2 separate regions of the Mus musculus genome follow, and region 2 is linked to region 1. The links are chromatin contacts, found by Hi-C or POLR2A ChIA-PET in ENCODE. All regions are on one chromosome and are shown on one strand. The core of a region is the stretch at or near the end of the contact, and the rest is flanking DNA. Distances in the headings are between cores, read along the strand shown.

The links. A loop is a pair of places that touch in the nucleus more often than their neighbours do. ChIA-PET counts read pairs that join two places held with the same protein, here RNA polymerase II (POLR2A).
Region 2: a map of left cerebral cortex shows a loop between it and region 1 (7-fold over the local background). The contact joins the promoter of Clptm1 here to the promoter of Relb in region 1. A Hi-C loop is called at or near these places in 4 of 37 maps with a recorded cell type or tissue (heart, left cerebral cortex and mature B cell). POLR2A ChIA-PET finds 5 or more read pairs at or near these places in 4 of 5 experiments (Patski and embryonic stem cell).

The regions. Positions count from the first base shown.
Region 1 is chr7:19,627,791-19,632,245 of GRCm38, reverse strand. Relb (avian reticuloendotheliosis viral (v-rel) oncogene related B) reads left to right here and starts at 2,808. Exons shown (of 12, transcript NM_009046.2): 1 at 2,808-3,055; 2 at 4,276-4,323. The coding sequence starts at 3,004. It overlaps Clptm1 (cleft lip and palate associated transmembrane protein 1), which reads left to right. Exons shown (of 14, transcript NM_019649.2): 14 at 1-666.
Region 2 is chr7:19,661,471-19,666,311 of GRCm38, reverse strand. Clptm1 (cleft lip and palate associated transmembrane protein 1) reads left to right here and starts at 1,282. Exons shown (of 14, transcript NM_019649.2): 1 at 1,282-1,378. The coding sequence starts at 1,307.

The DNA of each region.
Region 1 (4,455 bases), core at 1,559-4,058:
AAGTCCTTTCTGGGACACAAGTACCTTCAGGATACAATTGGTGGTGTTCCCAGGCACCCCTTACCGCCTAGTCCTGAGGCTCTGCCCACTGGTACATCATGGCAAGGAGACTTCCTTCACTGGACCAAGACCTGTGAAAACATGACTGTATCCTAGCCACTCTGGTGCCATTTGCTTTCACGGACATCTGGACATATCCAGTGCCCTTATTGGGGTACTGGTGGATGGGTCTCTATTAACCCTTCGCAAGTCTGTCTGGGCAAACAGCACAAAACAGTTCTGTGTACACAGTAGGACCAGCATTCCATGGCAGTTCTGAGGAGCTCACAACTTAGCAGAATTCTAGGTAGTGTTGGGCACAGTGGTTATTCCCCATCCTTGATTTTGAGAGGTCAATCCAGATTTAAAAACTTTCAGCTAGCCTGGGCTACAAAACAAGACTTGGCATAGTGGCACACACTTGTAATCCTGGCACTTGGGAGGTGGAGGCAGAAGGGTCAGGACATCAAAGTCATCCTCACTGCTTTGAGTTGGGTCTGAGGGGCTGGAGAGATGGCTCCTCTGTTACAGGCTAGGCTCACAACCAGAAATAGAAGCTGGGTCTGAGGCCAGCCTGGGCTATTTAACACCTTGTTTGAAAGAATAAAAAATGGAAAACACCATGGATGCACCATGTACTGTCCCCAACTTTGAGAACAGTGTCCAGCATTGTTGCTGTGTGTGTGTGTGTGTGTGTGTGTGTGTGTTCACAACAGCTCTTTGAAGTTTGTGATATTCTGTACCTCCAGATGAGAAACTCAGTTGTTTTTTTTTTTCCCAGCTGGCCATGGGATCACACACATTTAATCATGGTACTCAGGAGTCAGAGGCCAGCCTGGTGTATGTACCCTAACAAGTATTTAGTAGTTTGAATAGTGCAGGTGCATGGAAGACCTGTGTCAAGAGTCAACTAGACTACCTCCTTAAGTCTTTAAAGCCATCCTGTTAAGAAACTCAAGTCCAGAGTGGTGAAATCAGTTGCCTGGAATTGCATAATTGTCCAGGAAACCTAGTATTTGAACACAGGATATTTGATTCAGGACCTTCCAATTACAACTCTCTTGAGAGAGATTGCTTGTCTTTTCATTCAGGGTCTTGCTATAAGTAGTCCAGACTGGCCTAGAACTCGTGGTGATTTCCTGCCTCAGACTTTCAAGTGTTTTAAGTTACTCGTGTGAGCTGTCATACCTGGCTCTCAGTTTTGCTTTTGAATTCACAGTCGTGTCTCAGATCCAGGCAATCAACACAGGTCCTCCAACATGCTAGGCAGGTGCTCTACCACTAAGCCACACCACCAGCCCAATTTTCCCCCTCTTCTCCCCCTTCTTTTTTGTTTTATTTTGTTGGTTTGCGTTGAGACAAGGGCCTGCTATGCAGTGGAACTCACTACTTGTCAGTGGATCTCCTGCCTCTGTCTGTCCAGAATGGGCATATTGTGGCTACAATATCTTTCTGTGTGCTGCTGAGAACACAGCCTAGAATCTCATACATGCTAGACAAGCATTCTATCACAAGCCACATCCTCAGCACTACAGTTGGAAAACCTCAAGGAAAGCAGTGATTGGTGTGTGTGTGTGTGTGACTGGCAAGCTTATTCTATGGGAGATGTCCACTCCTGGGCTTGCTTATGACACTGGAACATTTCCCTCTGGTACAAAGTGAAAAAGAATATGATTCAGTGTGAAAGTTACATGATATTCCCATTTCTATATTTATCAAATTATGTTCTAATAGAACATAGCCACATCCCTGTTTCTGGTCCTTGGCTGTTTATGTAAGATGGCACATTTGAAAATTAAGACCATTTGGTTCTCAAAGCCTGAGCCTAATGTCTTTCATTGCAAGAAAAGGTTTGCTCTAAGCTGGACGTGATGGTAGGTGCCTGGGATCCCCAGGACTCAGGCTGAAGCAGATGGATTATCATGAATTCAATGTCAACCAGAGCTACATAGCAAAACCAAAACAATGCTCTTTGCTTTGGTGTGCAACAGTAGATACCGGTGCCACATCATTCACTGCTGCAGTTTTCTGCCTCTGGAGCAAGAAGTGGGCCTGGTTTTAGTAATGCTGTACCCTAGTTTTCATTACAGGCTGCAGCATATGGCAAGTGCTTAATTATGCGTAGGTTGCTTGAATCATTGATCACACATGCTATGATAGAAGGGGAATGGAACATACAAGTTTCTATAGGTTTCTATAGGTTATAGGTGCCATATATCACCAACGGGCTGGGACTGTAGCTCAGTATTCATGAAGCCCTGGGTTCAACACTCAGTGCTGCATAGACTAGGTGGTGGTTCATGCCTGTCGTCCCAGCACTGTGGAGGGACGAATCTGAAGGATCCATGGGGGCAAAAGGATCTGCAGTTCAAGGTCATCGGTCTGGGCAAGATGAGACCCTATGTAAATTTTACTTCAAACAAATTATCAATGGCTGCTAACTTCCCACTCCTGGCTTCATTTGCCAGCCTGAAAGATAGCAGGTTCAAGCCCTCGTAGGGGAAATGGAATGCCCATTTCTCAGCTTGTTCTGTGGGTAGGGCGCAAGTGGACCCGGACGGACCTCAGTGGTCTTGGCCAAGGCAATGGGCAGCGACTCGCACCCGGACCCTGCGAAGTGCCAAGCCTTCGCTTCCCGGCCGACCCCGCCCCCGCAGTCACGTGAGCAGCGGGGGTTTTCCCATTCCCTTTGACGTGACGTCACGGAGGGGTACGAGCCAATGGGTGCGCAGGCCGGCGGCGCCGGGGAATTCCGCCGCCCCGCCCCCGCCCGCCGCCCGCTCGGCCCGGCGCCCCCCGCAGCCCCGGGCGCCGTGCGTCCAGCCCGGCCTTCGGCCCTAGCCTTGCACCGCTTGCCCGGCCGGTGATCGTCCCAGCCGACCGGGCTGTCCGACTGCCCGGCTTGCCCTCGTGTGCGCTCGCCCTGAGCTGGCCTTCGGGCTGTCGGTCCCTACGGGCCGGGCCATGCCGAGTCGCCGCGCTGCCAGAGAGTCCGCGCCCGAGCTAGGGGCCTTGGGTAAGCAGAGTGGAACCTCTGGGGCGGGGCTCGGGCTCGGGGAGTTCGGGGCGCTCGGAGTCATCTGCGGGTTTCCGCAGGATTCGCGCTTCGGTGCGGAGAGTACAAGGGTGGCGGGGACACTGCGCGAGGGATAAGGCAGAAGGTAGAGGATGGTGAAGGGTCTTGCCGGGGAGATACAGGCTAGGCGTCCCGCTAAGGAGTGAGAAGGGGGCGGGGCCTGAGCCTGAGGCAAAGAAGGGGGCGGGCCGGGCGGCGGTCGAGAGGAGGGGCGGGGCATAACTCTGAAGGGGAGGAGCCATACACACAGGGGCGGGGCAAACTCAGAGGAGGCTTCTGGTTTACAGAGTGGGTGAGGCTGCTCTTAGGAGTAAGGGGCGGAGCCTAATTCGAGGAAGTGGCTTTATTCTCTCCAAACAAGGGGGACCCTTCTCCCGCAAGGCTTAGGCCTTTAGAGGCAAAGAAAGAGGCGGGGCCCAGCTTCAAGATTTAAGGAGGAGCGGTGCCTGACCTCGAGGAGGAGGATCCAGGACTGTGCTTGACAGGAAATAGGGGCGGGGTCAGGCTCCAAGAGCAAGAAGAGGTGTGTGGCTCAGTGAGTGGGCGGGACTTACCCTTGGGTTGGGGTGGGGGAAAGTGGGGCGTAGTGGCAGGTCTAGGGAAAGGGCAGGGCCTGTTTAGAAAACGAAGGGCGGGGCCTGACGATGGGATTGAAAAGGGGCGGGGCCTGCAGCGAGATGGGGGAGAGGAAAGTTCTCCAGTGACGAAGTATTGGGGCTCGGATTTCGCCCTGAGGGAAGAACGGAGACGGGGGTTTTCCTGAGGCATCAGGAGTCCTCCAAGTCCCACCTTAATGGGGAAAGTAGCGGATATTGAGTGATGATTGGCGGAGTCAAAGGCAGAAACGAAAAGCCAGAACTTTTTTCAAGAGTTAGAGAAGAGCCGGTTGTGGTGGCGCACTTGGGAGGCAGAGGCAGGCGGATTTCTGAGTTCGAGGCCAGCCTGGTCTACAAAGTGAGTTCCAGGACAGCTCAGGGCTATACAGAAAAACACTGTCTCGAAAAACCAAGAAAAAAAAAAAGGAGTTAGAGAAGGCTGGCCTGCACCTGAGCTCGGTAAGGAGGAGGGACTTTATTCAAGGGACCAAGCCAGAGAGAGGAGCAGGCTCATCAGAGTCTCTGGTCCTGCATTGTTTGTTAATCCAGGTCTCCATCTCACAGGTTCCAGTGACCTCTCTTCCCTGTCACTAACGGTCTCCAGGACCACAGGTGAGCAACCCCCACAGCCCCTGCCCACCTGCTTGTAGGAAATGGGATTGGAGGAGCCCCCGTGGAGAGGGAATGAGTGTACCCACTTTGCAAGCTTTGTCTGTTGGTACTCTGTCTGTACTCCACCCCCAC
Region 2 (4,841 bases), core at 33-2,532, 36 kb before region 1:
CATTAGGATCTTTTTATTCAAGCTCTTGTTGCGGTGTAGCCTAGAACTAGTGCTAGGTACCGGCCTGTTAGTTTACTTGAGTTCAATCTTAAGTCAGATTCTCTGAGATGGAGTCTGAACCCAAAGGAATTGGTCTCTCACTTGTTTAATGTGCTGAGACATAACCTGTAATCCCCGATAGCACTCCTAGCACTCCTGAGGATGAGGCTAGAAGATGCCGCAAGTTCTATGCTTGCCACAGCCAGGGCTTCATTTCAAGACCTTTCCCTTTACCCATCAAAACGAACAAACAAAAGGAGAAAATAGGATTATTACTCTCATGTATGTTATGTTTTAATCCCAGTATTCTGGAGGCTGAGGCAGGAGGATCAGGAGTTGAGGCCGGCCTGGGCTACAGAATGAGATCCTGTCTTTGTGTTTAAAGATTCGAGGTTTGCAAGAAAGCACAGACCCCTAATGGAAGACGAGTGCTAAACTAAGCGGCCTAAAAGCGGCTAAGGTCCGGGATGAAGGTGGCTCAGCGGCTAAGAGCATATCTGCTCTTCCAGAGGTCCCGAGTTTACTTCCGAGCAACCACACGGTGGCTCACAACCATCTATAAGGTGATCTGATGCCCTCTGCTGACATAAAGATACAGTGCTCGTGTACATAAAACAAATAAACGAGTCTTTATTTGAAAAAAGTGACTAGGGTCCCATTTCCAGGTGTGGTGTCCGTAAGAAAGCAGATACGGCCTAAGGATGAACTACAGTCTCCGAGGGTTGATGACGAAAGCTTAAGACAAGGAAATCGCATCAGAAGCGAAAAGAACAAAGTAATGACCACCCCTTAGGTCGAAAATCCGCAGCCAGAGAGGGGTTTTCTCTTCAAGAGGGGCGTGGCTCTAGCGAATCGCTACGGTGGCCGGAAAAGCTCCGAAACCATCGACTTTGTAAAACCCGAGAAGAAACGGCCATCCGAACTGCGGTGGAATTGCTTGGGAAGACCATACAATCAAAAAAATAACCATCCACCTTGGCCGAGTGTAACAAGTAGAACCCATGAAAAGAGCATTTCCTGCTATAGAAAGTTCAAGCACTCGGAGAAGTCACTCCCTGCTAGACCAAAACAACCAAATTGCGGTGAAAGGGGCGGACGTCGAGTACGGTGGCCTAGTTGGTCCTTCAAGAGGGCGTGGCTTGAGGCGCTCCATTCTGATACGGAAGCCTGGTGGGGACGGGTTAAGCGTAAAATCTCGCGCGATCGCGCTGGCGCCGTCGGGGACGGGGCGGGGCTGGCGGCGGGGGCGGGGACCCGGAGCAGGAAGATGGCGGCGGCGCAGGAGGCGGACGGGGCCGGCAGCGCCGTGGTGGCGGCCGGGGGAGGCAGCTCTGGTCAGGTACGGAGGCCGAGAGGTGCCTGAGGGGGCTCTTCCCCAGCGGGGGGCACCCCTGCAGGGAGTGTCTTGTCCTTTTTGGAGGAACCCGGTGCACCGGGGGCTCCATGCCCCAGAGGGACCTTGAATATTGGGCCCTGGCGGCGCCCGGCCGCCCAGGAGGCCGGACGGTGGCGGGAACCCGGCCCTGTTGCGCGCCGGGTCTCCTGCAGGCTCGCGCCGGGCGTCCAGCGGACTCCTTGCTCGAGCGGAGGAGAGGGTGGCGCGGAGGGGCGCAGACTCGGTCCTCGACTGTGTGGTTCCAGCCTCCAGCACTGTTTCTAGAGAGGGCTGGTGTTCCTGGTCCGCTCCGCAGTGCCCGAGATCGGGGGCAGTGGTTGGTTAATTGAGAGTTTTCAAGCTCAGGGCAAATACGGTAATTGTGGTGGGTAGAGGGCATGGGCTGCGGAGGCCGACCGACCCATTTCACAGACAAGGATCCGAGGGACGACAAGACGAAGGCGCTTGTAGAAGGTCACCCAGGTTAGTTTTGGTGTCCGTTCTAGGAAAAAGCTGACTGTGGGTGGTCTGGGCTGAGATGGGCGCTGTTTTAGCCCAAGCTGATCAAATAAATAGAGAAATAATTGATCCAGGCGCGTTTGCCTCCCAACCCATTACCACCTCAAATAAACTGAGACCTCAGAGCATAGCAGTTCACTCAGGCACCGTGCAGGCTTCTGCTGGAATTGATGGAGTGGAAGCAAGGTGCTGTCGACCCACCCACTGGGATGTCACTGCCGTGTAGGAGGCAGCTCAGGGGTGAGGAGTACCGACTGGGAGGGGTGCATGTAGCTGACTGGATGTGACCTTGGACAAGTTTTCTTCCTTTGGGTCTTTATTTCCCCAGTGGTTAATGGAGGACTTGGGCGAGAGGGCCAGCCTTATGGCTATAAAGATGTCTCCAGTCATGTCCCTGCAGTGAGGGGAGTGGGAGAGGAGATGGTAGCGTAAACAGACTCGGGAAGTGACAGAAGTCGGGATGAGGGGCTGTAGGGTCTCAAAGGAGGGGGACAGATACACTCAAGTGATGAGGTAGAACCCACCTTTTCTGACTGAGTCTTTCTGGCATTTCCAACCAGACCTTGGGTGCACACAGCTCAGGAAATTGCTGGTTTATCCCTGCTGTGGTGAATACACCAGCGGGGTCTGCAGGGACGTCCTAGCCTCTGGTCCTTGGGACTGGCTCCTGTAAGTTTCTGTTGATTATTGGGTGGCAGTGGCGTGAGAGACTGTTGAGCTTCCAGTCACATGTGGAGCCTCTCTGGTTCCCATCTCTGCTCTAAATCTTTGCTTTGTGACTTTGGTCAGGGTCTTCCTATGAAGCTAGGGCCGATGGTGGCCCTTCTGCTTCAGCCTCCCAAGTGCTGGGATGACAGTCTACTTCTAATCCTAGCTTATGCTTGAAAAGTTTTAATGCTCATACTTTGGCCTTCAGGATAAAGTACACATTTTTTTTTTCTTTTTCTTTTTTCTCTTTTTTTAAAGCAGATCAAGATCTGGCATGAACTATTTTCTTTAGACTAGACTAGGCTTTCTTTGTTCTTTTTCTTTTTCTCTCCCCCCTTTTCGTTTTTATTAATTTTTTGAGACTGTCTTTGTAGCCATCTCACGTTTTTGTAGCCCTGGCTGGTCTAGAACTCAGAGAGTTCTGCCTGCCTCTGTCTCCCAAGTGCTGGAATTAAAGGTGTGCCCATTATACCCTGGCTTGTTTGTTTTTATAGTTCTGGAACTCACTCTGTAGCCCAGACTGGCCTGGAACTCTGAGATCCACCTGCTTTTGCCTCCCAAGTGCTGGGAATACCGCTGTGAGCCACCACTGTCCAGCTTAAAAACACCTTGGTATTGACACTTTGAGTTGGCAAATTCCTCACTGTGGGGCTGCCCTGTGCAGTGATAAGTATGGTATTTGCATACTTATGTCAGTAGCATGTGTACCCTTTCCTGGCCTGACAATCAAGAATGTCTCTAGAAGTTTCTAAATGTTCTCGGGGTGGGGGCAGGGGTGATGGAGACAGAATCACCTGCGCTGGAGAGCCAGCTGACTGGAAGAATGGCCTCGACTGTGAACCTCACCCACTAGAGTGAGTGCTTCCAGTCTTCTTCCTTGGAGTCTTGGCCTGTCTTCCCTCTTCTTCCCTCTCTCTCGGGTCTTCTTTTCTGCTCGTTCACACAGTCCTCACCCCGGGGCAGCTGTAAACACACTGCACGTGCAGGATCACGTGAGGATGGGCAGGTTTTGGTTTTGTTTGAAGACAAGAGTCTCACCATGGAGTGAATCCAGCCTCAGACTGAGAATCCTCCTGCCTCAGCTTCCTGACATGATTCTTAGGTCTCAGGCCTCAAGTTTCCTTAAGAAAGAAATCCTCCCAGACTGGGTCATCCTCACATCCTATCTGATGGCCCAGCCTGCCAGCCTGCCCACTGTGTGTTGTGTCTGTCTCCTCCACTGGACTTTTGGTCAGTACTGTATCTCTAGCGCCCCCCCCCCCCCCCCCAGCTTAGGCTGGGCAGAGATGGTAAGTTGGAAGAAGTTTTGTTTTGTTCTGTTTTATTAGTGGTCTAGGCAGTGAATTCCCAGGATTCCTGCATGCCTATCAAGTCCCGCACTGAGCTACAGCCCTAGCCCATCACTGACAGGTGCTCTACCCTGACGCATCTCTGCAGCAGTGAATGGTTGCTGAACCAGAGGCCGTGCTGAGATAGAGTCTGAGGTGGTCATGGTGAATCTGAGCAGTCCTTGAGGACATGGTCCTGTAAGTGGTCGTAATTATTTACCAGACTGGTGGGTGTTCCTGGAGGAGGGTCTTTGAGTTCAAGATACAGAGGCAAGAGCAAGCAGGAGCTGTGCTTTCCTCCCTACTGCCTTCGCATTCTCTGCCACCCTCTCCAGCCTGCTGGCTTAGCATGGAGCCTGTGTCCCAGCAGCCTGCTTCTCTTCAGGCTAGCCCCGCACTCATTCCCTCAGCTGATACAGGCAGTGGATAGAACAGGCTCTGCTTTCTTGGACCGCATGTCTCCAGTAAGAGGTGGGGAAGCATAGATAGAGACACAATAACAAAAACATACCTGGCCACAGATGGTAGAAACTTAGATATATAGCTGGAGTGTGTAGGGAGTGAGCAGTGGGTATGTGGGAAAGCTGCCATTCAAATAGGATCTTTTTTTAGGGGGTGGGGGGGTTCAAGACAGGGTTTCTCTGTGTAGCCCTGGCTGTCCTGGAACTCACTCTGTAGACCAGGCTGGCCTCAAACTTAGAAATCTGCCTGCCTCTGCCTCCCAAGTGCTGGGATTAAAGACGTGTGCCACCACTGCCCGTCTCAAAAAGGTCTTGGGGAAAGACATCCCAGAGAAGGTGGTACTCTATAAAGATCTGAAGAAGGGACAGGGGGAATCACAACCCTGTAAAGGAAAGGTCATTGATGTCATG